Linked DNA regions of Homo sapiens: region 1 is linked to region 2. Evidence: chromatin loops called from intact Hi-C (ENCODE). Cell type or tissue: PC-9. All regions are shown on one strand. Links, peaks and the distances in the headings refer to the core of each region. The heading gives the core; the rest is flanking DNA.

The links. Peaks named below come from ENCODE experiments on the same cell type or tissue, not always from the same donor. Only the 100,000 strongest peaks of a DNase experiment are listed, where the experiment ranks them.
Region 1: it touches region 2 in a loop (2.7-fold over the local background); 1 of 110 quality-filtered maps calls a loop at or near these places.

The regions. Positions count from the first base shown.
Region 1 is chr1:172,345,558-172,361,770 of GRCh38, reverse strand. All of the region lies in intron 17 of DNM3 (dynamin 3), which reads right to left. Among named protein-coding and RNA genes, the nearest start is that of C1orf105, 67 kb to the left of the region's middle. RefSeq lists enhancers at 771-1,397, 2,878-2,957. In PC-9, for the core only: no CTCF peak of the experiment used is centred there; DNase peaks (open chromatin) are centred at 9,150 and 9,890; H3K27ac peaks cover 1,739 bases.
Region 2 is chr1:172,631,271-172,647,483 of GRCh38, reverse strand. No RefSeq gene overlaps it. Among named protein-coding and RNA genes, the nearest start is that of FASLG, 20 kb to the left of the region's middle. RefSeq lists an enhancer at 7,748-8,947. In PC-9, for the core only: no CTCF peak of the experiment used is centred there; DNase peaks (open chromatin) are centred at 7,703 and 8,473; H3K4me3 peaks cover 792 bases; H3K27ac peaks cover 2,975 bases.

The DNA.
Region 1 (16,213 bases), core at 7,083-11,082, 290 kb after region 2:
TAGAGAGGTGGCTATTGCAGAATGATGTCACAGACAACACTGAGATGCCAAACAGGGAGCTCAGGGTAAGGAGAGAACCTAACACTACTTGTCAGGTCAAGACTCTCAACTTGGCTGCTGGGAGAATTACCTGGGATGGCTTTAAAGACTATTGATACCTGGGCTCCACCCTCAAATATTATGATTTAATTGGTCTGGGGTGAAGCCAGGAGCATTTGCATTTTTTAAGTACTCCAGTTTGAGAACCCTGCAGTAAAGAGATATAAGTCTGGGAAAAGCAGGGGAGTTAAGTGATTGAAGGTTCTACTGAGGATAGAGTACAGGATGAAATAAAAATGCTATTTATGGTCTCAGGCCTGAAAATTCCCAGGAAAAAGAAGTGTCTGACTTAGCGTAAAAGAAAGTATCTATGTTTTAACATTCAAATGTGATCTCAGCTAGTTTCTACTAGACAGACATCACCATTCCCTGACCGTCATAATTGGCACTAAGGTAGGCAAATGGTTGAACGGGAAAGGAGAAGTTACGAAGCTTTCTTCTAGTCTCTACTTTAAAAAGAAAGTTGCCCCTCCCACATAAGCCTTACTGGTTCTTTCTGAGACCCAGTGAAACGAGAACAAGTGCAGAAGGGACACAGGATGCTCAGGAAATCCCATAGTGGGCCAGACCCAAGGTCAGCCACCCCAATAAGTCTCAAGAGTCATCCTGTGCGGGAGCTCAAAGCTGTTCTCTGACTTCTGTTGTAAAAGTCAGGTATAGCCCCAGTTTTCTTAGTAGCCATTTGTGGCTCTCATTCATAAATCTGGCTAAAAGATTTCTGAATTCATTTACATTTCCTGCCAGTCCCACCTTTTGGGACTAATGAGTTCCACAAGTTTATAACCTGCTATGTGAAGTAGATTTCCTTTCATTTGCCCTAAACTTACTGCACTCTGTTTTAAAGAGTGCCTTCCTTGTCCTAAGAAGAAAATGTAAACAGAATTATAAGATGAGGACAGATTGGCTAAAGTAAGCAGGGCAGAAAAAGAGCAAAGGTGTTACAAGCAACCGCAGACTACCTTAAATCCATAGTGTAGTTTTAAAAGGCAAACATGGCTGGAATGCATGATCCAGAGGGGAGCTGGGTGTGTTACACAACAATAGCTCCATTGTTCTTAGCACTTGTTAGACCCTTGCAGGGGCTCTGCATTTTGCCTGAGGCTCTACTGCTCAAATGAAAGGGAGAGCTTGAATATTTAGCAGATATTAAGAAAACGGATTAAAATACTGGAAGTAAAAGTAAACAAATTTGGATGTCTCAGGGTATACAAGAGAAAGTTATTCTATATAAAAATAGTAGGATACTATCTATAAAGTGAAAAATAGTTGTTTTACATTTGAATTAAAGCACAAAGAGGAGTCAAAATGCATCAGATGATGATTTAGCTTTGCTATAAGAAGGAACTTCCTGACACCTATTATTATATGTAAGACCAAGTGGAGATAGAAAACTTTGCATTTTATTTTGTTTTGAATGTTCATAATTCCAAATTGATTTGGGGTTCATCTTACCTTTGTACATCCCTCAGTGGATTATAAAGATAGCTAAATGAGTTATTTACCCAGAGGGATATGGTAATATTGAATTAGGCATCTTACAAAATAAATTTGTGATGAAAATACTAATATGTACACTTTTAAAAATTATAAGGAAACAACTAATTTTTTTAAAAAAATCAATTTTAGTGTGCTAAAGTAGACTAAATAGTAGACTAAACTATCTGTTGCATTTTTTTCCTCCAAGGTCATAGTATACAGTTGATTATAGGAAAGTCTTGTGTTTTAATGGAAAATAGGGCAAAGGTTATGTGCAACAGGAATCCAGTCATGTGGAGCTTGCAGAACGCAGGTTAGGCTCATAAAACTGCTCATTAAAATGCTGTGTTCTGAAGCAAAAGCAAATAAATGAGCTCAGGGAAAAGAGCCGCAGAAAATTGTCTAGAAATATTTCCATGAAAGACTGTGAAAATAGTCCTTCCCAGTCATAAGAAACGTGCAGATATTGCTTATACAAATAGCCCACACTTAAAAGACTTTTAAATACCTTCCCTGAAATGCTGGTTTTGACCTTCTGCCAAGAGCTACTTAAGGTTTTTTTTTTTTTATTTTTCTGAATAGACTGTATGATGAGTAAAAAATAAAAAGGCATATACACCAGAAGCTTTTAAAACAACATGAGAAGAACAGTTTGGTTATTACTCCCTACTCCAAATTGTAGTTTAAACTTAGCAAGTTCACAAGTTCTACAATGGTTTTAAATGCCAATCTCAAATTAAAGAAATTAAGACAAAAAAAATCTTCAAGATTTATAGGGCTCCCTGATTCTCTACATTTTACTATCTTACAGTAGAGAAAACATAGATTGAGGAATCTAAAAAAAAAGTAATAGTTATGGCTTGCTGGCAAAATAATGAACAGCAAGAAGATTTCTAAGAAGACAGCCCCAAAGCAATTCAGACAGACCATGCTTACACAACGGCTGGCTGGTCTATGCGGCCTCAAGCCAAAAACAACAGCCAGCAGCTCCCATCACTTAGAAAGGAAACTGCACTACTTGATGCTGATTAAATGTGTGTGTGTGTGTGTGTGTGTGTGTGTGTGTGTGTTTTGTGGGAGTTGTTCAGATGCCCATCTGATTTTCAGTATAAATTCAGTGATGCCCCAGGCCCCGTCTGAGCCACCAGAGGGGCAACCAGGTGAAATCTCACCATGCTAAGTGATTAACCAGAGTGAAGCCAGCTCACAGAAAACAGACTGCTCCAGAAAGAAGCACAAGTAATGAGTCATGTGGTCTGAAATCATACCGACTACTCTGTCTGTGGCTTTTTTTTCCTTGCACCATTTCCACAGTGTGTTAGAATCAGGAAGGGAGACCCGGAAAGGAGTCAAATATGAGCATGGAAATTTTATGTGCTTTTTATTATCTTAAGTAAAAAGAATTACCAGTGGCAACATTCCCTTTATACTTCTACAACTTATTTTATCTCAAGAAAAGCAGTCTGGAGCTGGCTTGTGAGAAGCAATGAATCAAACTGAGAGAGACTCCTTCTAAAAGCCAGGCTGGATCACAGCAGGCTTCTGGCCAACATTTACTCTGCTGTTTCAGTCAGGTTTCACTGCTGTTGTTGCTGTTTCATTCTGGTGGGGGAGGGAGCTGACTGAGAGTCTTGTAGAGATTTGGCTAAAATAAAAATAGAGCTATTTTACAAAGCTAAACCAACTCACATCCTGTGAGATAGCCTAGATGTTTGATAAACCACATCTTGGCAACAACAGCTCATCTCTGAGTTAGCTGTAAAAAGGGATTTTCCTAATTCATCCAGCTCTAAACAAAATAACCCGCTCTTCTTTCTTCCCACTGGTGTTTGACATACCTTATTCAGGAATAATTATTTCTTTTACTTTAGTAGATTTTAAAAGCTAGCATTGTTCTTTCCATAGTGGTCATTTACATTTTTACCTACGCACACACACATATACACACGCGCACATTCTTGCACAAGTTAGCAAGATTTAAAGCCTCTCATTTTTTATTCTTGAAGTCCCGAAAGGGAAACTGCTATTCATGTGCCAAAGAACACAGCCATTCATTATTATTTTTTCTTTATTTCTCTCTGTATACCCTCCCAATAGGATTAAAAGCGGTCTGGGATGTAGGGTATGAAGGCAGAAGAAGGAGAGGAGTGGGAGGTAGGAAAAGATGGCATTTTAATAGCCTCTACCACACTGATTCAGCACAGTAGGAACCTTGTGCTTCAGACTCAAACTGTTTCCTTCCTGTTCAGCATTGCACTTGGCCCACTTTTCCTGAAGCCATGCATTGATGTCTGTGGACAGAACTGGAGGTAACATATAAATGGCCTTTCTTAGAATATGGGAGGATGGAGAGGTCTAAGGAAGCTATCATTAACACTATCTTTGATTTGTAAAATAATTTTCATCTTGAAATAATTTGTCTTATTAAAAGGTTGAAAATTAATACAAAGAATTCCTGTACATCCTTCACCCAGATTCTTCGAATGTTAGTATCTTACAAAACTACACAACAATGATCAAGATAAGGAAATTGACATTGTAATACTATGACCCAGGATCTAATCCTCAATCATGTATTACATTTAGTTATGCCTCTTTAGTCTCCTTTAATTTGGAGCAATACCTCAGTCTTTTTTCATCTTTTATGACCCTAATAATTTTGTACAGTATTGACCAGTTATTTTGTACAGTGTCCTTCAATTTGATGTTTCCTCGTTATTAATTTCAGGTTGTGCATTTTTAGCAAAAACACGCCACATAAATGGTGTGTCTTTCTCAGTGCATTACATCAGGAGACATGTGATGTCGATCTGTCTCATTACTAGTGATGTTAACTTTGATCATTTGGTTAAGATGGTGTCTTCCAGGTTTCTCCACTGTAAAGTTTCTATTTTTTCTCCTTTGAAATTAATAAGTATCTTGCGGGTGATATTTGAGGCTATGTGAATATCCTGTTTCTCATCATACTTTTACCTACTCATTTTAACATCCATTGATGATTCTTAAGAGAAACTATTACTGTGATGTTTTGCAAATGGTGATTTTTAAATTTTGATCTTCTCTTCTAAATTAATTAATTATGAGGAACAGCTTTCCCTTCTCCTTCATATAATTACTCATTCAACTGTTTATTTATGTAAGTATGGATTCTTATTTTATTCTATGGATTATAATCCATTACTGTCATTATTTTATTTCTGAAATTGTCCCAGATTTAGTCATTGGGAGCCTCCTGTAATTTGCCTCTTGTATCTTTTTCACATATATCCCCATAAGGTTTTGAGCACTTCCTTACTTTCTAGCATCATGAGACATTCCAGGCTCATCTTGTACTTTCTCTGCCCCAGTCCTGGAATTTCTCCAAGGATCCTTGGCTCCATTTATTGAGAGATAGTATAAAGTAACCTTATCTTTTTCTGTGAGTCACAGTGAGTACATAACTCTCCTAGTGGTAAAAAGTCACCAGCATGTGGGTGGAGAGAAACAAAGGTCCTGTACTTCCAGTGTTGTGGGGGTACAGTTTTCATAACCATAAACTTTAATATAATAATGTCTTTCCCAGCTCAGCCTAAATTGGAAATCCTTGCTTAGGTAATGACCTGGAATCATAATAGAATGTGCAAGATCAACACAATTAAAAAAAAAATTCTGAGGAGTCTATGGCTCTTTCATTACAAATTTAAAACCCCGTCAAATTTTCAGTATGTTTAGCAAAGTGTAACTTGGATTAAAATAAGTAAATCTTATATAACAATGTTTACTGTTTTTTCCTGATTGTTTTATAAGTCAAAAATGAACAAAATATGGTTAAAACTTCTACATGGCAATGTAATTAAATTAAGTGCTGTTTAGTATTTGTGAGAAAATAAAACTGTTCAGATGGCTTTTAATCACCATACATTACTATTATTCTTGTTGTTTTAATATTGGCTTAGATTTACCTAAATGTTTACCCACTTCTTTGTCCATGTTCCTTCTGGATCATTTTCCTTCTTCCTAAAGTACATTTTTTCGTTTCGTTCCTTTTATCTTTGATGGCAAACTGTTTTTGCTGCCTGAAAGTGTCTTTATTAGGCCTCACTTTAAAATAATCCTTTAACTAGGTATTCAGCTGTAGCTTGGCAGTGTTTCCCTCTGTACTTTGAAGATGATTCCATTATTTCTGGTTTCCACTTTTGCTCTTAAGAAGTCTGAACTGTTGTTCTTTAGTAGTTGATATATTTTTTCTCTGGATGCTTTTATGGTTATCTCTTTGGCTTTGGTGCTCTGCAATTTCATTATAATGTATGTCTGGATGTTATCTGTGGTCTTCCTAGATCTTAGAATTCATGACTTTCATCAGTTCTGGAAACATTTTAGTCATTCTCCTATTCTCCTCTAGAATGATGATTAAACATATATTAGATCTTCACAGCCTGTCCTTCGTGTCCTATATACATTCCTATCTTTCCATCTTTCTGTGTTACATTCTAGGTAATTTATTCAGTTATATATCCAATCGTGTATAGGAGCTGGTTTATACCAGCTCATGAGAACCAACTGTACACGTCTCTTTCCAGTTCACTACGTCACATTGGTAGCTTAAAATTGACTACCAATGGTGGGAGCATTCACACCATGGAAATTAGCAAATGCTACAGAACAGGGCTTTCCCCCATCCTGGACAGCTACTTATTAAACATCTATCAGCACACCACTGTGTAGAACCTATTTTATGTAGTCTCTCTCCAGCTGTTTAATCTATTCATAAAATTTTAATTTCAATAACTGCACTTCATTTTTCAAGTTCTATTTGGCTATTTTAAAAATATGACTTGTCTTTAGAAAGTGTTCCTTTCTCAAATTTGTCATTTGCTCTTTTATTTCTTTAAATTTTTTAAATATAGTCCAAAATCTTTCCTACTGTTTGTTATTCTCTTGACTTACTCATGATGGCTTTGTGTGTGTGTGTGTGTCCTTTTAAATGTTGGATTGTGTATTCAAGTTTAGCTGGGCTTCTATTAGATCTGATTTGAGGGTGTGTTGCTCCAGAGAGTATTTATGTTTCTACAGGCTCCCAGAACTGCTTCCAACTTTGGTCCACTTTAATTTCTCAGCTTTGGTTCTGCTTGCGCATGTAAGTGATACATATTTGAATCTCAAATTACAGAATGAGGAACCTATACAAATGGATTCTCAAAGACTTTTCTCTCCTTCCATTCACAGTGCAAGCCGAGACAAATAACTTTCCTCATTTTCTCCTTTTAACGGCAAGCGGATTTTTCTTGATTCACCATTTTCACTGAAGGTGTAGCTTTTTAAGTGTCCTGGCTTACTGTAGGGGTCTTGGTTCCAATTCCCCAATTTTTTCGGGCTGAAGTATTTTCTCCTATCTCCATATGTCTAAGTACATCCAAAGCTCTTGTGTGCAGTGATAGCAAATGCCCCAAGGACAGCTGTGGCTTCACCATAGGCCCTCTGCTTTCCAGCTCCCTTTTTATTTTCTTACCCAGGAATTTCTCATCCTCCTGTGTGCTCAGTCAGGAATTTAAAAGAGCAATTGTCACATTGTCCTTAATATTCCTAGATATTTTGAAGTCAAGATAGCCAGTCTAAAAAAAACCACTAGAAATCAAACTCTACATGTCTTTGTGGACTTATTACAGGTTAGAATAATAAAGATTTGAGATTTCTCATTGTGATAGAAGCAGGAGGAAGATAAGGGGGAAAGTCCCCAGAGAATCTCCCACCAGCCTGAGCACTGAGAGGACAGGGTGCAGCCTTGGGAAGTTGGTGCTATTTGCAGTGGGGAGGAGCCTGGCCTCTCCTATTTCTGTGTGATAAACCAGGATTCAATCTGTGAAATGGGGGCCTGTTAACAGGAACCCCTCTCACTTTGCTGAGAATTTTTTCCTTTTCTCCCAATAAATTCTGTTCTCTCTCATCCTTCAGAGTGTCTGCGTGACTAACTCTTCCTGGTCAAGAGACAAGAACTCAAGAACCCGGTTTTTTCTACAACATTTTGTCCTTGGCCTTTTTTTTCTTCAGATATTCTTTAGCAAAAATGTCTTATTTCTCTCTCTCTCTCTCTCTCTCTCTCTCTCACACACACACACACACACACACACCCCAACACCTTTATGTCCTAAATACCTCCCAGTTAGCACTATTATTACCTATTTCGGAGAAGTTACTGATCCTTACAAAGCTCTCCGTGAACCACGAGTAAGTGGAATCAAAGGTTGAAACTGAAAGCAGTTTACATCCTAAGCACTCTTTTTGGCCAAATTTTATTTGGGCTCCATATACTGTAGACTTTTAGTTTTCTTTGATACTGATAATAATACTGTACACTAGTCATATAAATATGAATATATACTTTGTATGAATGTAGAGGCATACAGTTTTCAAGTTGTTTCACTTATATAGTTTGTTTTGAACTTTAGACCAGCTTCATGATATAAGTAGACTTATTATTTGCTTTTTCAAAAGCTAAGAGTCAAAAAGGTTTCATAATTTTTCCAAGGCCATACAATAAATTGAGAGCGTTCATAAAATGAAAATTCAAGTTTCCGAGCTCTAAGTTCAGTAATCAATAAGCACAAATCAATCAGGAAAAGTGGGACATTTTCTTATATCTGTGAGGAAGAAAGTTCTGTTGAAATAGAAGAATCTGTGATTAGGTCAGGGGGCCATATGAATACATTTCAGCTAGGGGCTCTTCTGTATATATTTTTACTTGTTTTCAACATTAGATACAAAAATGAATAAAAGCTCTGAAGAAAAACCCTTAGCTTTCTGAGTGCTTTTAATATGTGTCATATTATTTTATATCTACAAATCTTAATTTCATTATTAGTGAGACAGGGACAAGACTGGCATAAACCTTAGGACTATTGTGAAGAAAGATGACAAATTTGATTATAAACCAGTAACAGTCAAATCTATATATTCCATGGAATGCAGAAAGAATGTATCAGAGAGTGATCTGGGTTTTGATGGGTAGGAAGATGTTCATCCGGTATAGAATAAATGACAGCATCTTGCAGGCAGGAGGAACTACACATGCAAAGGTGCAGAAACAGGGCAGAGGATGGTGCACCTGTGGCCTGTGGATATGGCTGCTTGGTGGATGGAGCATCAGGGGTGTATGTGGGTGGCGGAAGTGTGAGGAGAATACCTTGAGGTGGGGATTTGAAAAAGAAGAGTAATCTCAGAGGTCCTCCTCCACTGTGCTGAATGGGGAAACAGAAAATTTAGGAAAGTGAAATGATCAGATCCCTATTGTGTTTGCTTGTGTCTATTGGAAAGGATTTTCAAGACCATTTGTTTTGCTCTTAATTTTTATTTACTTAAGTCCTCCAAAGGATCTGGATCACTCAGGATTCAGAGGGCAGGTGGTGCATATGGGTCTTCCAGAGAGCAGACATTAATATATTAGAAGCCAGAGGCCCAGGGTATTGATTGCTTTGAGCTGTATCTTCCAAATGTGCACCAGAATCACCAAAGGAAAGAGGTAACAACTTTTTCCTTACCACTGTAACTACTGGAGGTGAGTCACTTGGTATTTCTAAAACCACAGGTATACTCCAGATAGCCTTGAAAGACACACCCTTGTTGGTGAAAATACGTTAACTAAAGGGAAGCAAGTATACTAAGGTGCTCAGTAGCTCAATTTTAGTATAGTTTGTTTATACATTTTTGAGTTTTTATTTTCCCTGAGGCTTATGCTGTAGTGATTTAGGGACTCTATAGTTCAAATAAATTCTGTAACACAGACAGCTGACACAGAGGACTAGAATGTTAAAGTCCTGCTCATTCCTTGCCTATTTCCAGTTAACACTCATATAAAAAGAAAAAAAAAGTTCACTTTACAAATAGTCAACTAAAAGATATAAGAACTTTAGTCATTGAAATGACTTTTTTAGCCTTTAATGGAATGGCAATTTTAAGATACAATCTCTCTACCTTCATAGGCAAATCCTTGCAAATCAATAAATTGGAATTTCTTCATGAATTCTTAACACTCACAGTGAGATTTGTAGTGACAGCTCTAGGTTCAAAAGTGCATTCCTGTTGTAAGTGGACAACATGGGATCATCCAGTGGAATGAAGTCCAGTATTACACACACAGCTGTACTCTGAGATGTAATTTTAGACGTCAGGATAATGTATGTTGAAGCTGTGTAAAACCACAATCCACCAGTGGATCATGATGCCTTTTGGCAAACTGTTGTTTATTGTATTAGTCTCCTTTGGCTGTTCAATGATCTGGGAAGCTGACGGATCGGAATTTGTCACTTAAGCCATTCATCCTCAGCTGCCAGGAGGTGGGCACATTCTGACCTCTGGCATTAAAGCTGGGCAGAGTTCCATATGCCATTCTATGAAGAATGTAGTCACATAGCTCCAATAAAGACATCCTGTTTAGCAATACAGTGTGAAGAAAACTTCACAACAATTGTTTAGATATTTTCTGTCCATTTTAGTTGGGTAGAAGTCTGTTTTCCTTTCACCCATGTATAAAATAAAAGGGTGTCTTGAAATGGTGTATTAGAATGTGTTTCTCCTCTAGCACTAACTTGAAAACATCCAAACTTATTTTCCTGAAAACACATAAAAACTGCTAAGCTGAGACCTGATATATCAAGTTTCAGCCTGAAGAATTTTTTTGAGCCAATGGTTTATGCAGAAAATGCTGACAGATGTTGAACAGCCTCAGCAAAGCAATTTTTAAGGGAGTCCTGGGCAACAGACCATGTGGCTGCTTTGGAAGTGCTAAATTCTTATTGCTAAAAAAGTTTACTTTAAAAAATCCTAGTATTTATTATATTAAAATTTTAACAAATATTTGGAGAAAACCATCAATTATTCTATAGCAGAAGCTTTGGAACTCACTAGTTCCCATTTTGTGTATTCATTCTCTGGAACACAAAAATTTCTTAGATTTATCATTCTAAAAGGTCAGATAAGAGTCATACTTCTGGAATTATGACCTTTGAAGCAAAAGGTGTAATATCTAAATTTTTTTAATTGCCATGGGAAGTCTCAGAAACCAAGAGAATATAGATGGTAAACATTTGTGGCACTAAATTTTCCTTCCTAAGATACTAAAATATGAGTCAGGAGAACTACAAACAACACAGGTCTGATCAGAAACAACTGAATGTTTATAAGTGTTCTACAAGGGTTGCAGACTTTCCCAGGAGGGTAATAATTTAAAGGATGTCAGTGGATGCAAATGAATTTCAGCCATAGAAAGGAAGAAGAGGTGAATAGTACTTTTGTCTCTGGGAGACTTGGAATTTCAGACAGGCTCCATTTTGGATAATTCTATTTAGCCTGTCTACATTTTCTGATGTTGTTTCAGTTGGGAATGATAGAATGATATTCCTTATCCTGCATCCTGAACTGTTCAGCAGTGTCATGCTATGCTGTTAACAGCTGCCTGCCTCCATGTATATACAGATAGATGAGTTCCCTGCTGATATAAAAAGATTTTATGAATTGTGTCTTGTGTAAAAGAGAGCACTTTTAATGTGAGTGAGAACTGGAGCTTTTTTCTTCTCCCATGATTTCATTAGCATACCCCAGGCTCTGATATTCTAAAAGATTATCTAGATACTTTATTGCATTGCTAGGTTCCTTGAAGAATTGTTTTACGTTACGTTTTCTCCTAAACTAACTACAGAATTTCCTTTCTTCCTCTGTAGTGATACCACGACAGTTAAGTAATCTTTGAAAAGGCTGAATATCACCTAAATAATCAAATGGCACAAAAATATTGGTTTGCAAAAAAAATCCAGCTCTCTGTGTTCATCAGCATATTAAGTCACTAGCTGTAAGAATATTCCACATACAAGACACACAAACACACACACACACACACACACACACACAAGATAAAATGGAAGGGTATGAAAAATGTGAGCAACTTTGCAATGTTATTACTATGCCAAAAAGTCCTGAGGAAGGGCTGAAACTCCAAGTCAACTGCCACTAATCACCCAGAAGGTGACTTTCATTTATTATATTCTTTGTTGGAAAAAAATGATAACGTGATTAGTTAAAAGGATATATATGTATATGCCTAGTAGGCTTATCAGGATTGCATAATTTGAAAAAAGAACAGGCATTTTTATTTTCAGAAATCGATACCAATTTAGCATTTCCTATGTATTATGTGGGCACACATAGCACAGCATACATGTTTACCACTTTGGTATATTTCTTCTGACTCTCCTTCTGCTTCTTCTGGCCTTAGCATGAGTTTTCTATATACATGAGGGCTTGGTGCTTCTATGTTTTTAACCTCTTGCATTATAGTAATCCTCTTCACATATCATTGTATAAATAATATGATTTTTTACATAATCACTCAACCATATAATGACTTAATTCAGAATAATAAATCCTAAAGGCAAAAATAGTCTTTGGGCAAACTGATCCAATTAACATGTGGATTCTTTAGAAGCTTAGTGAACATTGTCTTCATTTATTTCATTCTAGTGAATTCAACTCAGGGGATGAAGTTTGGGAATTTTTAAAATCTCAATTTAGAAAATAGATATTTGATCATGTATTGCTATATTCACATTATCTTGAAATGAAATTCAGAACAGGATATTTTATAATTATTTTCTTATTAACATATGCTAAAATTAATAATAACTAGGTCCAAGACTATGTCAGATCACAATCAGTAGAATAAATAAAGATGGATCACTTATTCTTAGGCAAACTAGGAGACAAAATGAATTCCCTCTGACTATAAAAGCTGTCTCTGTACCTGCAAAGGATCTAATAATGGCAGCAGTAGTCACTTACTGAAAACTTTCAAGTGCCAGCGACTGAACTAATAGCTTTATGGATTTCATTTTCTCAGCTAATCATTTCGAGAATCCTCAAAAGGTGTGTTATTATCCCAGTTTACACATGAGGAAGTTGAGGTGCAAATGGATTTAGTAATTTTTCGAGTAAGTGTAATAGCAAGGATTCAAAACCCTAAAACCATTAGAAAATAGTCAGTATATAGCACTTTAAATGGATGAGCAAATGTGGTGTAGGAATCTGTAGAGCATCCAAGTGGGAAAGAAGCCTAGAGAAGTGCAAAGGAAAAACTAATATTCCTGGACATGTCTCTGAGGGCAATAACCCCTGACACTGGGGGTGGTGGTCTCAGAAGGTTGCCAGAGAAGGTGCTCTGTTTAGGACACCTTAGGTAATATAAATTACATTATTCGTTTACTGACAATGCTACTGGGAAGACGATGGGTCAGGTGGGACTGGCTGCACCTTTTCAGAATTTGAATTTACCATTTACTAACTTTTGAAATTGGGTAAATCATGTAATCTCTCCAAGCCTTAGTCTTTTCCACCACAAAATGGAAATAAGAACTCTAGCTCAGAAATATTTGTTATGATAACTGAATGAGATTTTTTTTAAAGCACCAGAACTATTCCTGGCACATATTTAGGAATTTAACAAATGCTAATTCCCTTGTCTCTTTTGTACCTAAATACATGTAAATTTTACCAAATTTTTCATATGTTAGGTAACACTAACTTTTCTTTTTATTGGGTTTCTTCTTTCCATTACTTTTTTGGTTTACATTTATTTCAGTACACAAAATACTCTGTACATAAATGTGTGAAAAATTTTGGTGGAGTATTAGAAGGAACATAGGCATAGGAATCAGAAGATATGGATCTGAATCCTGGCTCTACCACTCATCTGTTGAACGATATTGTACAGGTTAAACTAATCAGCAGTCCGTCTAATTCCACTCCTTTGTAGGTGACCTAGCTTTCTGGCTTCTTTTAGGATCTTTTTTTCTTTGGTGTTCTGTAGTTTCACTATGATGTGTCTTGTTGTTACTTATTATGTATCATTTCTTAAAAATCCTATTTGAGAATTGTTTTATTTCCTGATTCTAAGAATTGTTAGACTTCAACAATTTTAGAAAATTCTCAACCTCTCTCTCTCCTCCTACCTCCTCAATGTACTTTTAGTATACGGAATTGGATTAACTATAATCCTTGGTTCATGGCACACTTTCGTCTGCATCTGTTCATACAGTATCATGTAATACCATCTGCCAACTCAGCCCCCTGCCTCTCCCACTCAAAGTAACTATCAGTGAGAATAATTATCATTCCCTTACTTTCCTTTTATTATGGTTTTATTGCATCTATATTTAGTCTTAAAGAGTTATTTTTATCAGTTATTTTTAGTTTCATAAAAAAGAATATATTATATATAATTTTCTTTTACCTATATTGCCAATTCATGCATACCATTGAATGTACTGGAGTTCACTTGTTTGGGATGCTATATAATACTCCAATGTGTAAATATACTACAATTTACTAATTTGCCCTTCCACTAATGGCCATTTAGATTATTTCCAGGTTTTTCACTATTACAAACAGTGCTGTTATGAACGTTCTGTTAGTCGTCTTTGAATACTGTGTTTCCCCATTCTACTATTTCCTTCTAGAACTTTGATTAGAACATGTTAGAACTCATCTAACACAATCTGTGATCTCAATCCTTTTCTTTCGGATTTTATTCTGGCTTGGACTTTATTCTGGTCAGTGTATTCATATCACTACAGATTTTCCAGTTTACTAATTCTCTGTTCAGCTATATCTAATCTGATTCCTTGACACTTTTAATTGAATTTTTCATTGCAGTGATTATATTTTATTTCTAGAAGTCATTCCCCCAATCTGCTTGATCTTTTCTTCTCATACTTAAAGCCTCTTTATTTCTAAACATATTAAACAACTTTTTATTTCTGTACCTAGTAACTCCAAAATTGTAAATATCTCATCTCTGAAGGTCTGATTTCACAGCCTGTTGTTTCTCCTATTCTCAGTAGTGGTTTATTTCCTATGTCCTTCCTTCCTTTGTTCTTTGTAAGCTATTCATTTTCCTTAGAACTCTATCTTGGGGAGTTAAGGCCTGGGTCGAATTTGCATTTTTACAGAGAGGAAATAATTTTTTTTGGCGGGGGGGGCTTCTGCTAGTTCCTCTGAGGGTGGTACTAACCCAGGAAAATTAAATTCTGTACTTGAGGTTTGAGATGCTCAAACACACATGTAGTGTGAATTCAGACCTTACATTCAAATGGGGGCAAACTTGTGGCTATGCAGTTTAAAGGCAGATCACCACCCATCACTCCCCTTTTATTTAGTGCCAAGGTCAATACAATATAATTTCCTGGCTGCATTCTTCTGGACATTGGTTTTATTTTTAGTATATTCTTAGACCAGGATACAGTTTTTTCCAGTCCCAGCCTGTGTGACAGGCTCCTGTTAGGAGTCTTTGGAACTTGGAATGTACTAAGCTTTACACCTGTTTGCCAGGCATTATTTGGCCACCATGATGGAGGCACAAGATCTCAAAAATTTGGGTGAAATCCTCAGGATGGAAACCAGTGCTTTAGTTTCCTGCTTTCGTGTCATTTTCTGGCTTCTATGGATTCTTTCCTTTTAATTCATTTTGGTAGTGCATTTAATACAAATTTGATCTATTTTCTTCATCATTTAAACTATAAATATGTGTATATGTCCATGAGGGTGTCTGATTTGTCCTTCTGTTTAAAACAGAAGTCTGTCTATCCCAATTTCAACATTTATTACCTATTGCAACAGTATCTTAGTCGTCAGTCCTACATCCTAATATACTTACTCACTCCTAGTATAACACTCTTACTAAAATATAAAGATGATCCCATGTTTAAATGTCTTCACTGATTCCACAGTGCTCTTCAGATAAAGTCTTCCAGCCCTTGGCATACAAGGCCCAGCACGATTTGCTCTCTGTCTACCTCCCTGGCCCCTCAGTCTTCACTGTACACCTTCACATGCACTTCATGCAGCCATAGCTATGGACCTTCAGTTACGCCAATAAACTCTCATTTCTCTGAATTTTTACTTATACTGTTACTCTGTCTGGGATGCATTCTCTTTTCCATAGCTTTCTTCCTGATTCTTACTTTTGAAGTGACCATTCAAAAGTCACTTTCTCTTCAAAGCATTTGCTAATCTACATCTTTTTCTTTCTTTCTTTTTTTTTTTTTTTTTTTTGAGACGGAGTCTCGCTCTGTCGCCCAGGCTGGAATGCAGTGGCACGATCTCGGCTCACTGCAAGCTCCGCCTCCCAGGTTCACGCCATTCTCCTGCCTCAGCCTCCTGAGTAACTGGGACTACAACCACGCCCACAAGCACGCCCGGCTAATTTTTTTGTATTTTTAGTAGAGACTGGGTTTCACTGCGTTAGCCAGGACGGTCTCGATTTCCTGACCTCGTGATCCGCCCGGCTGCTAATCTACATCTTTGCTTGTTAGGAAAATGTAATTTAGGTACCTCTCATCTCCACCTCCTAACATAACGATGATAGCAGTTATGTTACAAGGTGATATGAAATTATTTTCTTATCAGTCTCCCCCTAAACTGGGAACCCTGGGAACAGGGACTATTTCATGCCCAGAATCAAGCATGATGCTGGACACATGGAAGGTGCTAACTAAATGTCTATATAATGAATAAGTAAATCAAGTGGCACAAATACACTTAAAAGTCAGGTATTTGATAAAGAAGACTTGTTCTAATGGATAACAGTGTGTGTGCATATGTGTATGTATGTATATGT
Region 2 (16,213 bases), core at 6,158-10,157:
ACAGTGAGGAGGTGGGATAAGGTGGGAGGCGCACCTCAAACAACATGTATTAAGAATGGAAACGCCTGGGTCTTGTGGGCTCTTTTATGCGGCCTTTTTTGGCCTTTGTAATGCTTCATTACAAAAACATGTGTCATGGTGGGTTTGTGGGAAAGTAGATGCACCAAAGGCTGACTTAAATGTCAAAGACGTTGCTTTTGTCACCCACTGTTTCCTTTGAGCACCTAGCAGATGTTGGTCAAGGGTGTGCAGCTGGATGCCTCGAGAGCCTTCCACCCCGGGGGGCTCATGAGAAGCAAGTTTTAAGCATATGGGCTCTGTGTCTGAGGTGTGGCTTCCTGTCTGTCACAGACCTGGGGACGATAGGAAAAGTATGGCCCCAGCCAGTAGTGAAAAGGTCCCTAGCTCTTGTACCAGTTTTTACAAATGAGGTCTCTCTCCTGAGCCTTATTTGCAAGCCAGCTGCAGTACTGTTATCTTAGTCTGCTCACACTGCTATAATAAAATATTATAGACTGGGTTGCCTAAACAACAGAAAGTTATTTTCTCACAGTTCTGTAAACTGGAATTCCAAGATCAGGGTGCCAGCATGGTCAGGTTCTGGCGTGGGCTCTTTTCCTGGCTTGCAGATATCCTCCTCCCTGTGAGTTCACATGGCAGAAAGTGAACTCATTCTTGCTCTTCTGATAAGGCCACTAATCCTAGCACATTCAGACTCCATCCTTTTGGCCTCATTTAACCTTAAGTACCTCATGTAAGTCCTCTCTTCAAATATAGTCACATTAGGGGTTAGAGTTTCAATGCATTAATTTGGGAGAGTACAAAATTCAGTTCGTAACAACTGTCTTACCCACCTAAATCCTTAGGCAACTCTACACTAACATGGAGATCATCCTGCCCTGTCTCTTATTTCAAACATGTGGACATTGAGAGGGGAGAGGGTTTTCCCAAGACCACACAGCCAGCATGTGGAAGAGTTAGAAAGAAAATCTGCCCTGTCTCTTAGTGCTTCCCCACCACATCTTAGATGTCTGGAAATAGAAAAATGGCAAGCATTTGTTTCTGTTCAATTCCACCCATATCTATCTTGAGCACCTAATACGTACATGGCACCCACGGAGGGTGCGAACACATAATGGTCAAGGCACAATTCCTTAGGGCGTTCACAGTCTGGGGGCCATGTTCCTAGTGTTGTCTTTACATTCCCTCAACTTCACCAGTTGTTTCCGTCCTTCATAGTTAAAATACTAACTCAATATTCTTTTGGGATAGGTGAGGAAGAAAAAGGAAAGGAAAGAAGCATTTATTTAGCACCTACTATATGCCAAGCACTGTGCCAGGAACATTATAGATATTGTCTTATTTGGCTCTCAAGTCGTCTTCTAAGATAAGTATTATTATCCCCCTTTTGCCAATGATCCAGGGACGTTGAAGAATCCATGGAGTGGTTAAGCTTGGATTTGAATTCAGGCCTTTCCACCAGACCACACTGTCCCCTCCTCTTTGCGGACTCTCGCATGCCCTTAGAATGCCTTTGACAAATAAGATTCCCCCCAACAAATAGTACAGTAAAATCCCTACTTGTTGTCCTAGGAATTCCAAGTTGGAGTTTCTCATTCTCACTTTCAAACACCCCCACACTCCCACTCCCACCACTTCTCCATGCCTCCTATTTTTATTTTTTTAAAAGATAAAGAAAAAAATTTGAAAGCCACACTCTCAATCACTAGCTATAATCATCTCACTAAATTGTCTGTGCTCCAGGCTCCGAGCCTTCTCAGACTCTGCATCCTTCCCCTCACCAACGACAAGACAGGAAGGTCAGGTGCTGTCACCTCTTCTATTTACAGAAGAGGAACTTGGACGCCAACAAGGCTGTGTCCCTCTGCAGCAGGAATCCCAAGATGAAGCACAACTCAAGTCTTCAGGGGTCCCTACTCCTGGACTTCACTGAACCACACTGAGTGTTGGGTTTCCATGTCATGTTTGTGTGTTTTTTTTCCATTTCCTGGGAAATCTCTATCATTGAAGCCCCTTCCTTGGTTTGTTCCCTTCATTCATAACTAATCCTATTTTATGTTATTCTAGCTTCCTGGTTTGACATAGTTCTCCAGGTTGTGCCTGGGAATGTCCTCTGCTCAAAAAGTTCTTTCTTCTTCCTGGGGAACTCTTCCTTTCAAAATCGGCTCAAACATTACCACCTGTGTGAAGCCTTTCCAGGCACAGTGAATCCTTTGCTCTCAGTTCCTGTAGCCTGCTTATTATAACACTTAACACACCAAGTCATTGGGAATCTCTCCTATTTCCTAAACTCAAGCATTATAACTACTGGGACAATTTCTTGTTAATTTTGGAGTCTATAATTCCTAGTTCAGAGACTGGTACACTGAAAATGCTCAGTAAATATTTACTGAGTATTGCTAGCCTATATAGACCCTATGGGGTAGAACTAGAACCAACAGCGGAAGGTTCAGCTCCACTAGACACTGAGTTTCTCAAGGACAGGAGGAACATCTTTCATCTCTGGATCCCTACTGAGTTAACCATCAAAGTGCTGCAAGCAGAATGAGTTGTCCTGAGCAATGGTTGTTTCCCAGTTCCGAGAGATGTCTGAGCACCAGACAAATGATGGCAGGGGTTTGGGGTGGAGGGCTGCACTACATGTCCAGAAGGCCTTACCGTACTCCAAAGTCCATAGTGCTATGGTGAGGGAGAGGTTGATTAAAGGAACGAAAGACAGGTGAGAAAAGAGGAGGACAGAGGAAGGTGGAGGTGAAAGAAGCAAAGAAGAAGAAGAAAAAAAGGTCAGTGAGGAAAGGGAGGTTGAAAACTGGAGAAAAGGGGGGGATTGGAGGGATTGGCAGGAAGAACCAAGTAAGAGAATGGGGCCTCCTGAACCTCAGGTAGGAGACCCCTCCTAGCCCATAGATACAGTCATAGAGAAGAAAAGCTGAAATGTCATAAGCTGCTGATATTAGAAGTCAGTCAGAAATAGACCTATTACCCATCCCACCCAAACAGAAGCCAAAATCCAAAGAGGCCTGTTCTTCTGCCCCAGGCTATCCTTCCTGTGCCAGGTCCAGAGCCCCCTGATGCTGCCCTCTGACAGAGTCCCTGTCTGCCTACCCAGGCATCCTCTGGCTGTCTCCCATTCCCCTGCCTCGTCACTGTGAAGGCCAGCCTACCTGCTCTTTCTTTGCCGGCTTTAGAAACTCGCCCCCATCAGCACTGCGGAGGTTAACCTTTGCATCTTGCCATCCACCTCTGATCTGCCCTTCCCCTAACAGGGCCTGGTTTTCACATACAGGCCTGAGACACCTCTGTCCATCCCCAGGACAGCTGTCCATATATGACTCACTGGTTCAGCTGCCTCTTCCTAGACTTCTAACCAATAAACACCCTCAATCCTACAATGCACTTTACCTTGCCCCATCCAGGCTCTCACACATCAAAGTGACTTAACCACAAAGAAAGAGAGCCCTGGCTCAGCCCTGGGCTCTCTTTGATGCCCATACTGTAAGGGTGGGAATTTCAGCAAGGGAGCAAAGGTGCCAGGGTTTCCTTTACCTCTGGATTAACCTTCCCTTACAGCTCTGTACCTCCCTTATTTCTGCATAGCAAGCACTTCTCTGGCTCCTGTGTCAAGTGTGTGTGTGTGTGTGTGTGTGTGTGTGTGTGTGCGCATGCATGTGTGACCCCCCGCAGATTCCTGCTCCTTCTCCCTGTGCTCAGGTTACCCAGCACCAGACTCAGGGCAAAGGAGGAGGCTGGAGAGAATCACGTGACAGAGAATAAAGACACAGATAAGGACCTAGTAACTGTGGTCGCTAAAGTGGTTTCATTTCCCCAACACTCCTTCAGTAGATTCTGTTTCAGCTCCTGCTCCACACACAGGAAGGGGGGCAGCGAGGTGGGTGGGACATGGAGGAAGTGGCCAGAGGAGCATCAGGAGATGCTTCCTTTTGCAGAAGGCCTGGGGGCACAAGCTAGGCACAATGACCTCTCCCCCCAAGTATCTCCTGCCCAACAGCCCCTTTCTCTGGTTCACAGACACATCTTTTCTGTGTTCTCCATTTTTTCTCAATTTCCTACATCTACATACTGTTTTATTTCTTGGAAGGAAATCCGTGTGTTCAGACATGAGAGTCAGAACTAGAAGTAATTTTAGCACTCAGCCATCCATGCACTCATTCATTCATTCATTCATTCATTCTGTGTATCTACCACGTGTCCCTCTGCTAGGCATGGACCCTGCCCCCAGGTCTCAACAATGTGATCATCCACCATCACTTCCTCAACGTTCAGTTGGAAATCTGAGATGGAATGACCTTCCCAAACTGTACTGGGCATCGTGGTTGGCAGCCTGCCATTTCCAATAATGAAATGCCTCAGAGCAAACAGGAAAAGATTAAATATTAAATATGTTTGGTTTAGAGATTTCCTGTGCACAGATGTCGCTCATTCCCTGCCTCATGTTCTCTGTGCTTCATGCATTCAGGGGATGATCGGATCATGGTTGGTGGGCAGCTTCATGCCACAAGGTCAGAGATACTTATAGTTGGTTGACAGTGTTCCAGACATAAGTGTGGTCCCTGCTGGGTCTGAAGATATCCACATCCTAATGACATCTCTTGTCCTGAAGGAAGGGTTGAACATTATTGTCTCTCAAACTCCCCTTCCTGAATCAAGCAGAAAGTTTTAGGTTTTTTTTTTTTTTTAACCTGTACAGCATTTAAGCTTCCTCACCTAGAAATATAGGCTATAACTCAGATTATTATGGATTTGACTATCAGCTAAAAATCAAACTCTTTAGAAAAAAGACAGACTACACTAGAGAGTATCCAGTCCAAACTATAATATAAAAGATGAGAAAACTGAGGCCCAGGAAAACAGTGAATTACCCAGGCTCATTCAGTTGTGAGTGGCAGGGCCAGAGTCAAAACCTCCATTCCCCCAGCATCAGTCAAGGCCAGGCACTCACCACAGAAGCACAAACCCTAGCTGCCCTGGAGATAGGAATCAAACCATATGAAAATGTACTTCTATCCAGATAAATCTATGATGTCATTTTGCCCTTAGATAATTGATCTTAGAAACTATACATTTGTCCTCAGCTGGACATAGCATAGCAGAGACTATGCTTCTTGATTCTCTGAACTGAGGGAAAAAAATTGATATTTGCCCTCCTCAAGAAAATATCCAACATTTTAAAACCTGCTTCTTAAGGTATGAGGAGGGGTCTGGGGAGGGGGAGAACCAATTTCAGGAGCCCAGCCCTTAAAACATACATGGAGAGAAATGAGTGTTTCTATATGAACACTCTTAAATTTTTTTTTTCTTTTTTTGAGATGGAGTCTCGCTCTGTTGCCCAGGCTGGAGTGCAGTGGCATGATCTCAGCTCACTGCAACCTCTACCTCCTGGGTTCAAGCAATTCTCCTGCTTCAGTCTCCTGAGTAGTTGGGACTACAGGTATGTGCCACCACACCTGGCTAATTTTTTTGTATTTTTAGTACAGACAGAGGTTTCACCATACTGGTCAGGTTGGTCTCGAACTCCTGACCTCAAATGATCCACCCGCCTTGGCCTCCCAAAATGCTGGGATCACAGTCGTGAGCCACCGCGCCTGGCTGAACACTCTTAAACTCACATAGCAGAGTTCTTGTGGAGTGACAGCACTTGGCCATTGTAGTGTAAATTTGCCCTGCAACCATCACCCCATTTTTGCTAACAACTGTCCAATTTTCTTTGAGCAACCACCTGTGCTTCCCCCCGTTTATGGTTCAGTTGCAGCTGGTCCCACTGCTCCAGGCATAAGGACAGAATCCAGCTTGCTTCATTAAAGCCATGAGTCTCGTCAGCCCCAGTGACTAGATTATGGATGGTCCAATGCCCCATCTGACTGTTTCTGAGTAGCTCTGGGACCTTTGCTGAAGCTACTGGGAAAGAAGTGCTTTTGCTCTGCTGGGCTTGGCTGGTCATCCACATGGGAGTGTCTACAGATGGCAGAGCTGAGAGATGGACAAAGACAGATTCCAACTGGACCTTAATCTGGGAAATCCATCACTAAATTTTTTAAGTTGTAGAAGTCAGAATTTTCTTTTTTTTTTTTTCCAGTGTAAGCCTATTTGAGTTGGGTTTCTGTCATTTGCAACCAAAAGAGACCTAATATACCCTCAACAAGGACACTGAGTAGATGCTTAAAGAGAATAAGAGTTTAAGTTAAAGGGCAATGAAAACTGCCTGAGTCCTGCCAGCTCCTGAGAAGAGGAAAGGTTAACTTCACCCAAATGGGGGCCCTGGCCCTAAGTAGGGTGCTTTAGTGGGAGAGCAGAGCTTACCAGGAGACAAGAGCTCATCCCGGGCTGACCTCTAGTTCCCCACCCACCTAACATTCCACTGAGTTTCAGTGTGAGAATATGAAACTGCTTTTGTTGAGGTTTCACCTCCTCCGACTCCCACAATTCTTTCCAGGTCCCCAGAATATAATTTTTCAATTAGAGGTACCCCTAAATGCCTGAAATTAGAGTTCATCACCACTACATATTCTCTCTTGCTAAAACCCAAGTTTCCATCATGTATGATGGACATCCCGATCTCAAAGTCCTTCTTTCCCTGCCTTCATCCAGCACAAACAGGGCAGACTTCAGTCCTTTCACAAAGACACAGCATTAAGCCTTCATGACTTACTAGAAATCCTACTTTTTGAGTAGAAGCCTTCATTTCTTATTGTCTTTCCTGGGTGATTTTCTGCTAATCTTCAGTCCCTCTTCCCTCCCTGGAGTTTGGGGGAAGGTCAGTGGTGTAAATTATAGACTGATAAGCCCCTGCAAAGCCAGGCAACCTAATCAACCACTCCACCAATACTTCCTGAGCACCTGGCACCAGGTACCATTGTGGGGATATAATGAAATGGAAAATATTCCATGTCCTCAAGGATGTTACACAGCTACCAGGGGTGGAAAGATTGTCTGTAGCTCTCAGACGGTAAAGTAGCTATAAAGTTCATGGGAAGTCTAAGCATAACACGTTTCTGAAGCTCATGCCACGCCATGTGCTCTACCGCCATGACCCAATCTGTTTGAAATGTTTAGGCAGTCTGCCTGGAAATCCTGCTAGCATGTGGCCAGTGCAGGTCATCAAGTCACCAGGAGCGGGCAAGGGAATGGTGCAAGGCTAAGAGCTCTTTGGTTCTACCGTGGCTTATTGAGTTCCTGTGGCATAAAGCTCTACACTAACTGCTTCAGGGAGGCAAAGAGGAACAAGTCAGTCTAGGAACCCTGATTGTCCACGGTCAGAAAAACAGCACTGAAGCTGAGAAGTTCTTATGTAACAGTAACTACATTAAAAAGAGAAAGTGCGAGAAACACTTTAAGAAGACTCCAAATTAGTACTGTGTTAAAGAAGAGAGATGGCATATTTAGACTGGAGAAGGAGGAAAGAACAGAGTTGGGAACTGAAGAAATATTTCATGGGGAAGGCTGAATTTGACATGGGGCTTAAAGAATTATTATCTCCATTTATTTTAGCTTTATTTTTAAACAAATAACAACAACAAAACCTTTGGGCACATTTTATTGGAAGCATCATATGAAGAAAATTACCAATTAAAGAGAAATGGTCAATCTGGTAAGTGACCTGAATCCTCGTTGCTAAGTTTGCTCAGAACCCTCTGGGCATTCCTGCCAGCCTGGCTTAGTCTGCTCATGGAGCTGCAACCACAACAGACCATCCTGTTCCTCAACCAGCCCTCCCTTAAAAGGCAAGGCACACACATGCTATGCCCTTGGGTGGATATTTATCCACAGCCAACCTTCCAGGGCACAAGCTTCACAGGCAGTCACCTGCCGCCCAAGGCTGCTCCTCTCCTCATGCAGGATTCTACCCTGGTTACTTTCCTTTGGAGAGGCTCTGACATAACGAGAATCAGGGTTTCCAGAGATGAGACAGATCAGAGACTGATCTGCCCACAGCACTCTGCGGTCTGGGCTCGAGAGCTCAAGCGTTCCAGAATGCAGTGGAACATGTGTGTACTCCACCAAGCAACAGAAATTCAGCCGTCATCTTGTTCCATAGGGCAGCAACATGCAGGGCAGAGGGAGAACCACTCCTGGGTCTTCTAGAAAACCAAGCCAGCCTCAGTCACACTCACAGGGGATCTCAGAATGTTAGACAAAGGAGGCTTCACACACCGGAAGCCCAGGCAGCAGAAGCCAGACACAACCACAGCACACAGAAAGTCAAAGATACTGGGTAGATATAGAGCAGTGCCAGGAGTAGATTTTAGTGTTTGATTTTTGTCGATTATAAGTGTGCATCCTGTTTATCTGCCTAGTGAAATGCATAGAGATAAGTCCCAGCCTGTAGATATAAAGGACGTGTTTCATCTTTTTTCATGCATGAGTGTGTGTATGAATATGCAAACAGAATGAGTGTATTGATGTCTCACAACCAGGTAAAGTTGCATTCCTGTGACTCACTGAAAATGTAAGACATTTCACACTCATGAATAACCAGCCCCCAAACCACAGGACACAAACCATGTCCTTTTACTTGGTTTTCAAATAACCTCATGCATAGTTTTGTGCTTTGAGAGCAGAGGAAAGAAACTTTCTTATTGGAAAAGGAAAAGAAAAACAGAGGACAGGAGAATTCTTCTCCCACCAAGCAGCTCCTTCCTTGAAGATCTTTCCAAAGAGACTGTTCATTTAGTCAACAAAGATCCGTGGAAAATTTAAGAATATGCAGAAACCCTCAATTTACTCACTATCTAGTGGGGGATATGGAAAAGTAACTATAAACTTTAAAAAACAGTTATAACCGTATGGTAAGAGTAGACACAAGTACCTTACAAGCAAGGAGGGCGGTCATCAATTTCACACTTGCAGGATCACAGGTGTCAGAGGTTGTAACCCTCAAGCTAGGCCCCCAAGTGATACAATAGGTAGAAGGCAGTTAAGCTGAAAGGAAAAAGAGTCATTCAAGGCAGACAAGAGAGCATGAAAAGAGAGCAAGATATGTTGTGCAACCTGCCAGCTAGGGTTCACCTGGCTTTATTTTTCTCTATGGTACTTAGTGCCATCTGATATTTTACACAATTCTTTGTTTATTGTCTGTCTCCAACTACAATGTAAGCCCCCTGAGGGCAGGGACTTTGTTTTACTCTCTGCTACATCCCCAGAACGTAGAATAGACTTGGTACAAGGAGGCATTAATAAATACTTGCTGAATGCACAAATGTTAGAGAGGAGTGAGAAATGAGGCTGGACTGCCAGGCAAGGTAGCCCCCGCAGGTCATGAGGGCCTTGTGTGCTGTGCTAATGCGTGTGGATGTTACCTTGGAGATCTAGAATAGTGTTCACAAGCTAGCAGCCCACAAGCTAAACACAGAAGTGTTTTGCTTGACCAATAACAGGTTTTTCATATTAAGATATTTTGTATAAAAACCCAGGTTGCCGAATTTCCTTTAAAAATTCAGAGGATGCAGTAACAAGGGGCCTGTAGTCTCGTAAGGCAAAGTCGGCTGGTGCTGAGCAGTAAGTGCCCCTTTAATAACACCTGTGTTCTTCAGTCCAGCACAGTCTGCCCCAGTCCCAATTGTCTTGCTTCAGGCCTTCCTTGCTCATAATCATCTGCCAGTTCCATGTAGATAAATGAGTTTGCAACCTCTAGCCTAGGTTCAGAATGTCTAGTTTAAAAATTCCACCAAGATAATGAGTCTCCAAAACACCCCCCTACAATGAGTCATGCCTTCCAGTGTATTTATGCCCTCCCACAGTGAATGTGAGCTGCTTCTGTGTAACTAATAGAATGCAAGGGAAGTGACGCTGTGGGGCTTCCAAGGATAGCTCATGAGAAGGCAGACATCGCACAAGAAGTCTGACTATCCTGAGGCCTCCATGCTGTGAGGAAGTCCAAGCTAACAATCTGGAGACACCACACAGAGAAAGAGAGTGAGATGCCCTGCCAGTCCCCAAGGGTTCAAGCCATCCCATCTGAGATGCTAGATACAGGAAACCCATCTTGGACACTCAGGCCAGAAGCCATCTACCTGCAACCATTCACAATCATATGGGAGACCCCAAGAGAGAATTACTCAGCTGAGCCCATTCAATCCACAGAACCATGATAAATAATAGTAAATTGATTTAAACCACTTCCTTTTTGGTGGATCATTACATAGCAATAGATTACCAAAACACCTCCATTACCATTTATGAACTGTATGGTCTTCTGCAAATTATTCAGCATTTTAAGCTTACATTTCCTCATCTTTCAAGTAAGGATCATAATATCACTGCCCGCAGAGTTTTTTGAAATTAATGAATGAGATCATGAATGGAATGTACTTAGCTGTGAAGCTAGAACAAATATGATCGATGAATTATAAGTGCTCAATAATGGTTAATCATTATTTTACTTTGCGTCTCATTATTATGGTTATTGAAGTTTGTCTAGTGAGTAGCACGTCTCAAAACCAGCATGCAGAAAAGGAAGAAGAGGGGAGAAGAGGCTAGGAAGGTGGTGATGGACAGATCAATTTCAAGGAGGGTTTCCAGGAGAAGACAGTTCTCAGTGTGATGGGTATGACTTGATATCCCAGACTCCAGGGAGCCCGGCAATTGACTATTTCACCCATTTTGGTGTTCTGTTGTAAGCATTCTGCAAGCTCCTATAAAGTCACAATTCATTAATTTGTAACTTATTAAAAATATTACACAGCACAGATTATATATGTCAGGCATTGTACTAGGTGCTGGGGATAGCAGTGAACAAAGATCCCTGCCTTCATACAGCTTCCACTCTAATGTTTATCAAACAAATAAAGAAGTAAAATAGAAAGTATGGCAGATGGTGATAAGTGATAGATGCAGGAGGAAGATAAGAGGGAGGGTCCCTGAAGAATCTCTAACTGGCCTATGCACTGGGAGAACACGGTGGGGCCCCAGGGGAAGTTCGTGCCATTTGCAGTGGGGAGGAGCCTGGCCTCTTCAGCTCCTGTGCGTGGCCTAGAATCAGTCTGTGAGATGGAGGCCTGTTAGCAAGAACCCTGCTTGCTTTGCTGAGAGTTTTTTTTTTTTCTTTTTTCCTTCTCGCCCAATAAATTCTGTTCCCCTCACCCAACGTGTCTGCATGCCTAACTTTTCCTGCTTGTGTGACAAGAATCCGGTTTTAGCAGAATGAAGGAGCAAAGTTCTGCAAATAAGTACAATTAAAAAATAAATAAATAAATAAATAAGGGCGATAATGAGTGTGGGGTGAAGGAAACTGGATTGTAATTGTAAGTCAAGGAAGTCTTCCCTGCTCATGGTGGAAAATGAAAGCGGTATCTGGGTGTGGAGGGACCATCGCTTAGGCATACAGAAGGATCCAAACATATAAAGGAGCTCATACCGTTATATCTAGTGATTATCAGTGACACTAATGGATATATATGTTTTCTCCCAATGATTCTATAAGGCAAATGTTATATATTATTCTTAATTTACTCAGTCACTTTTTTATCCTATTGCGCTGTATTTCTCTTTAAGCAATTTTAAATTCTTTCTGGAAGAGGCAAGACAATGTATTAATCAAGTGAAATTGGATTAAGTAATAAACAATTCCATAATCTCATCAGTTTAACATAACAATAACATATGCCTGACATATATAATCTGTGCTATATGAATATTTTTTAATGTTATAAATTAATAAATTGTGATTTGATAGGAGCTTTCAGAATCTTTAGTATAGAACACCAAAATGAAGTAAATAGCTAGTTCTCTGCCTTCCTGGAGTTTGGTATATCAAGTCATACCCACCACAGTGAGAACTGTCTTCTCCTGGAAACCCTCCTTGAGGTTGATCTGTCTATCACAAACATTAACAATAGTGTATTTTTTGTTCACGCCAAGTCCATACTGGGTGGGATCAACAGTGCCTTCATTTAGGGACCCTGACCAGCTGAAGCTCCACTGTCTACACTGCCAATCACTGCAGCAGAGAGAAGGAAAGCTGGAAAATTGGCATCAGCTCTTAAATGCTTCTCTTGGAAGGGACAAAAGTCTTCACCTCTGCTCACATTTTATTGGCTAGAGCAGGACATAGGTGTGATCATCCTCAATGCCTAAATGGAAAAAAAAAATAGATATTGATGAATAGCTTAATGTCTATCTTTTTAATTTAATTTTATTTATTTATTTTTGAGATGGAGTCTCGCTCTGTTGCCAAGGCTGGAGTGCAATGGCATGATCTCGGCTCACTGCAACTTCCGCCTCCTGGGTTAAAGCAATTCTCCTGCCTCAGCCTCCCAAGTAGCTGGGATTACCAGCACCCGCCACCACGCCCAGCTAATTTTTGTATTTTTAGTAGAGATGGAGTTTCACCATGTTGGTCAGGGTAGTCTAGAATTCCTGACCTCAGGTGATCCACCCGCCTCGCATCCCAAAGTACTGGGATTACAGGTGTGAGCCACCACGCCCGGCCTAGTTTATCCTAGGTGGATAAGTGAATAAACAGAGGTGATAGATAATAATAAATGATAGATAATTGATAGATATATGATTGGATAGATAAAAGAAAGGGAAACTGAGTCTTAGAAATGGTAGATAATTTGTCCACAATCATACAGTTTGTAAGTAGCTGAGTCAAGATCAGAACACAGATCTGTTTGGATTTCAAACTGGTCTTAGTGACAGAGTTCGTGGACTCCATAATGCTGAACAGAGTTCCTTGATACCAGGTTAGATTTTAGAAAATAAATGTGCCTTTCTGACTGTGTTAAGTTTATCTTTGAATTTTGTTTTCATGAAGCACGGTTTGAAGAACTCTCGCACTTTTTTTTCATTAAAACCCTATCATTATTCAACTACTCTAGAGAGTACCTCACTCAGCTGAGACTGAATGTTCCACGAGAACACAGTTTGAGAATTGCCATAATTAAAGCCTCACTCTGAAGCATTTTCCAACACCAACAGCTGGATTCTCCAAACACCAACTGGGTGTCCAACAATTCTATTCAATTTTAACACTAACTGCCCAGAGTTAGTGCAGACTCCACGGCTTAAGGGCCCAGTGCCACAAGACTATCCCTACTTCAGATGCCAGTCACAAGCCCTAGACCTCTTGTACTTCTGGCCAACTGGTTGTCAACTGGGGGCTCCTATGATCCCCTCTTCAGGTTCAATAATTTGCTCAAACGGCTTACAAAACTCAGGGAAACACTTTTCTTAGGTTTACCCGTTTATTATCATTTTACAAGGGACACTAACGAACAGCCAGATAACGAGGTTCATAGAGTGAGGTTCAGAAGGGCCCCCAGGGCAGGAGCTTCTGTCTCCACAGAGTTGGAGTGTACCACCATCCTGGCATGTGGATGGTTTTACCAGCCCAGAAGCTCTACAAACTCTGTCATTTAGTGGTTTTCCAGTATTTAGGCATAATTGATTAAATCATAGGCCACTGGTGTTTAGCTCAGTCTCTAGTCCCTTTCCCCACGCCAGAGGTCTGGGGGTGGGGCTAGAATTTCAAACCCTCTCTGCATTTGTCTTTCCTGTGACCAGCCTCCATCCTGAAGCTACCTTAGTGTCCCGGAGCCACCAGTCATCATTAGCATACAAAAGACATTCTTATCACTCTGGATATTCCAAGGGTTATAGGAGCTGGTGCCAGGCAGGAACTAGGAAAAGACCAAAAAAGTTTTTAAAATTGTATCACATTCACCATGCTCATTCTAATTTTATTGCAGAATATTTAGAACTTATAGCTCTGAATGGAGAGACAGTAAGCGGCTTTCAAGAAACAGATAATAGAAGGAGTGTGGGACATCGGAAAGAAACAATCATCCTCAGCATTTTATTTTATTTTATTTATTATTATTTGTTTGCAACACAGTCTTGCTCTGTCACCCAGGCTGGAGTGCAGTGGCGTGATCTCTGCTCACTGCAACCTCCACCTCCTGGGTTCAAGCAATTCTCCTGCCTCAGTCTCCCAAGTAGCTGGGACTACAGGCGCCTACCACCACACCCAGCTATTTTTTTTTTTGTTTTTTGTATTTTTAGTAGAGATGGGATTGCACCATGTTGGCCAGCCTGGTCTCAAACTCCTGACCTCAGGTGATCCACCCATCTCTGCCTCCCAAAGTCCTGGGATTACAGATGTGAGCCACCGCACCCAGCATCCTCAGTATTTTAGAAGTTGTTCAACTGAATAGATTCTGGAAATGACTGAAACTTAGCATCAATATTTGAATGAGTTTTAATAGATAGTGTGTTCACATCTTCAATGTGGAGTCCTGATAAGTAAGCAACAAGGAAGAAGGGGCCCCAGGTGGGGGAAGGCCCCAAGTGGGGAAGAACAATGAACAATTGTTCTGAGAGCTGACTAATCACACCTGTAATCCCAGCACTTTGGGAGGCTGAGGTAGGTGGATCACAAGGTCAGGAGATCGAGACTATCCTGGCCAATATGGTGAAACCCTGTCTCTATTAAAAATATAAAAAGTAGCTGGGTGTGGTGGTGCATGCCTGTAATCCCAGGTACTCAGGAGACTGAGGCAAGAGAATTGCTTGGACCTGGGAGTGGAGATTGTAGTGAGCCAATATCACGCCACTACACTCCAGCCTGGTGACGGAGCAAGACTCCATCTCAAAAAAAAAAAAAAAAAAAAAAAAAGGCTAATCACAAACAATGGGATTAGTACCCTTGTAAGAAGAAGCCAGCTAGCTAGCTCTATTTCTGTCATATGCGGTCACAGCAAGAAGCCAGCCATCTATAGACCAGAACTCAACCCTGCTGACACCCTGATCTCAGACTTCCAACCTCCAGGATTGTGAGAAGTAAATGTTTGTTGTTTAAGCCACCCAGTTTATGGTACCTTGTTATAGTAGCCTGAGCTAGACATTACCTTTCCAAAATGAAAACATTTTAAAATTCTGAAACACATTTGTTCCCACAGGCTTGAATCAGAAATAGTGACCTAGATTATTATCATCCTTTCCATTGATGAAATTTTCCAGATATTTTGCCCACTGAACCAGCTTGAGAGCTGTTATTCTACTCCTTGTAATGATGCCTTTCTTACCTTCCCAGGCTGATATGGGACATGATTATTCTTCCTGTTGTCTGTTATCAGTGAATTATGTCACTTTTCCTGTGTCCTTCTCTCTTATTTATCTTCCTCCATTAAAACACCGTACTCTTTTAGTTTTACTGTCTGTGGACGGCTTAAATGTTAGATAGCTCAGTGGAGGGTCAGTGTGACGACTCTTGCATCTGCACCCAGATCTTTGTCCGGAATCCAGGAGGAATCAGGTCACATGAATGAATCGAAGATCGTAAATGTGGAGGAATTTATTGCCAATAAAAGTGCCTCTCAGTGGGATGGGGAACTGGAAAGGGGATGGAGTGGGAAGGTAGTCTTCTCCTGGAGTTCGGCCGTCCCCAGCCAAACTTTTCTCCAAGGTCCCACTGTCAAGCCGTTCCTCTGAAGTCAAGCTGCTTCTCTCCGACGTTTGGCTGCTTCTCTTCTCTCCTTCTCTGCCACTCTGCCACTCTGCCATTCTGCCGGTGGAGCCTGGGTTTTTTATGAGTACAGGATGGGGGTCAAGGTGGGCCAGGTTGGTTTTAGAAAAGGCAGCATTCAGGGGGGAAACGAGGAATAGATGTTCTCACTTTGGGCAGCAGGTCCAGGCTTGAGGGTGGGGCTTTGCCAGGGACCCCACCCTTTTCTGCCTAGTATTTCCCTAGTATTGCCTCCTGTCTGTATCAGTGCCACTCTTCTGTGTTCCTGCATAAAACTTCCCGCTCCTGGACAAGTTCTGTTTGTATCTGAGCTAGTATAGAAATGTGGGCCTCTGAGGATGTTGGCTTCCCATTTCTTCCTCATTGAATACTTTGTGACTTATTGCCAGAATTTTGAAAACAGCCAGATTGAAAAAAAAAAAAAAAAGTCTGGTGTGATTTTTGCTGTGTCCTGCAGGTCTCTCTTTAGGGATATGTGATGCAACACCAAAGGGAGGCTTAATCAATTTTTTTCTCTCACCCTCCATTCCCTTACCAAAAAAGGAAGCAAGATCTTGAAACACATTGTATTAAACTAGGGGTTTTAAGCCTGTTTGGGAGTGACAGAGCCTTTCATTAAATTGATGAAAGATTCCAAGAAAGATAAGACTTCTGGAAAAAACTTCTACAAAAATAAGAACAAATGGAAATGTTTGCAAAGAATTTCATGTT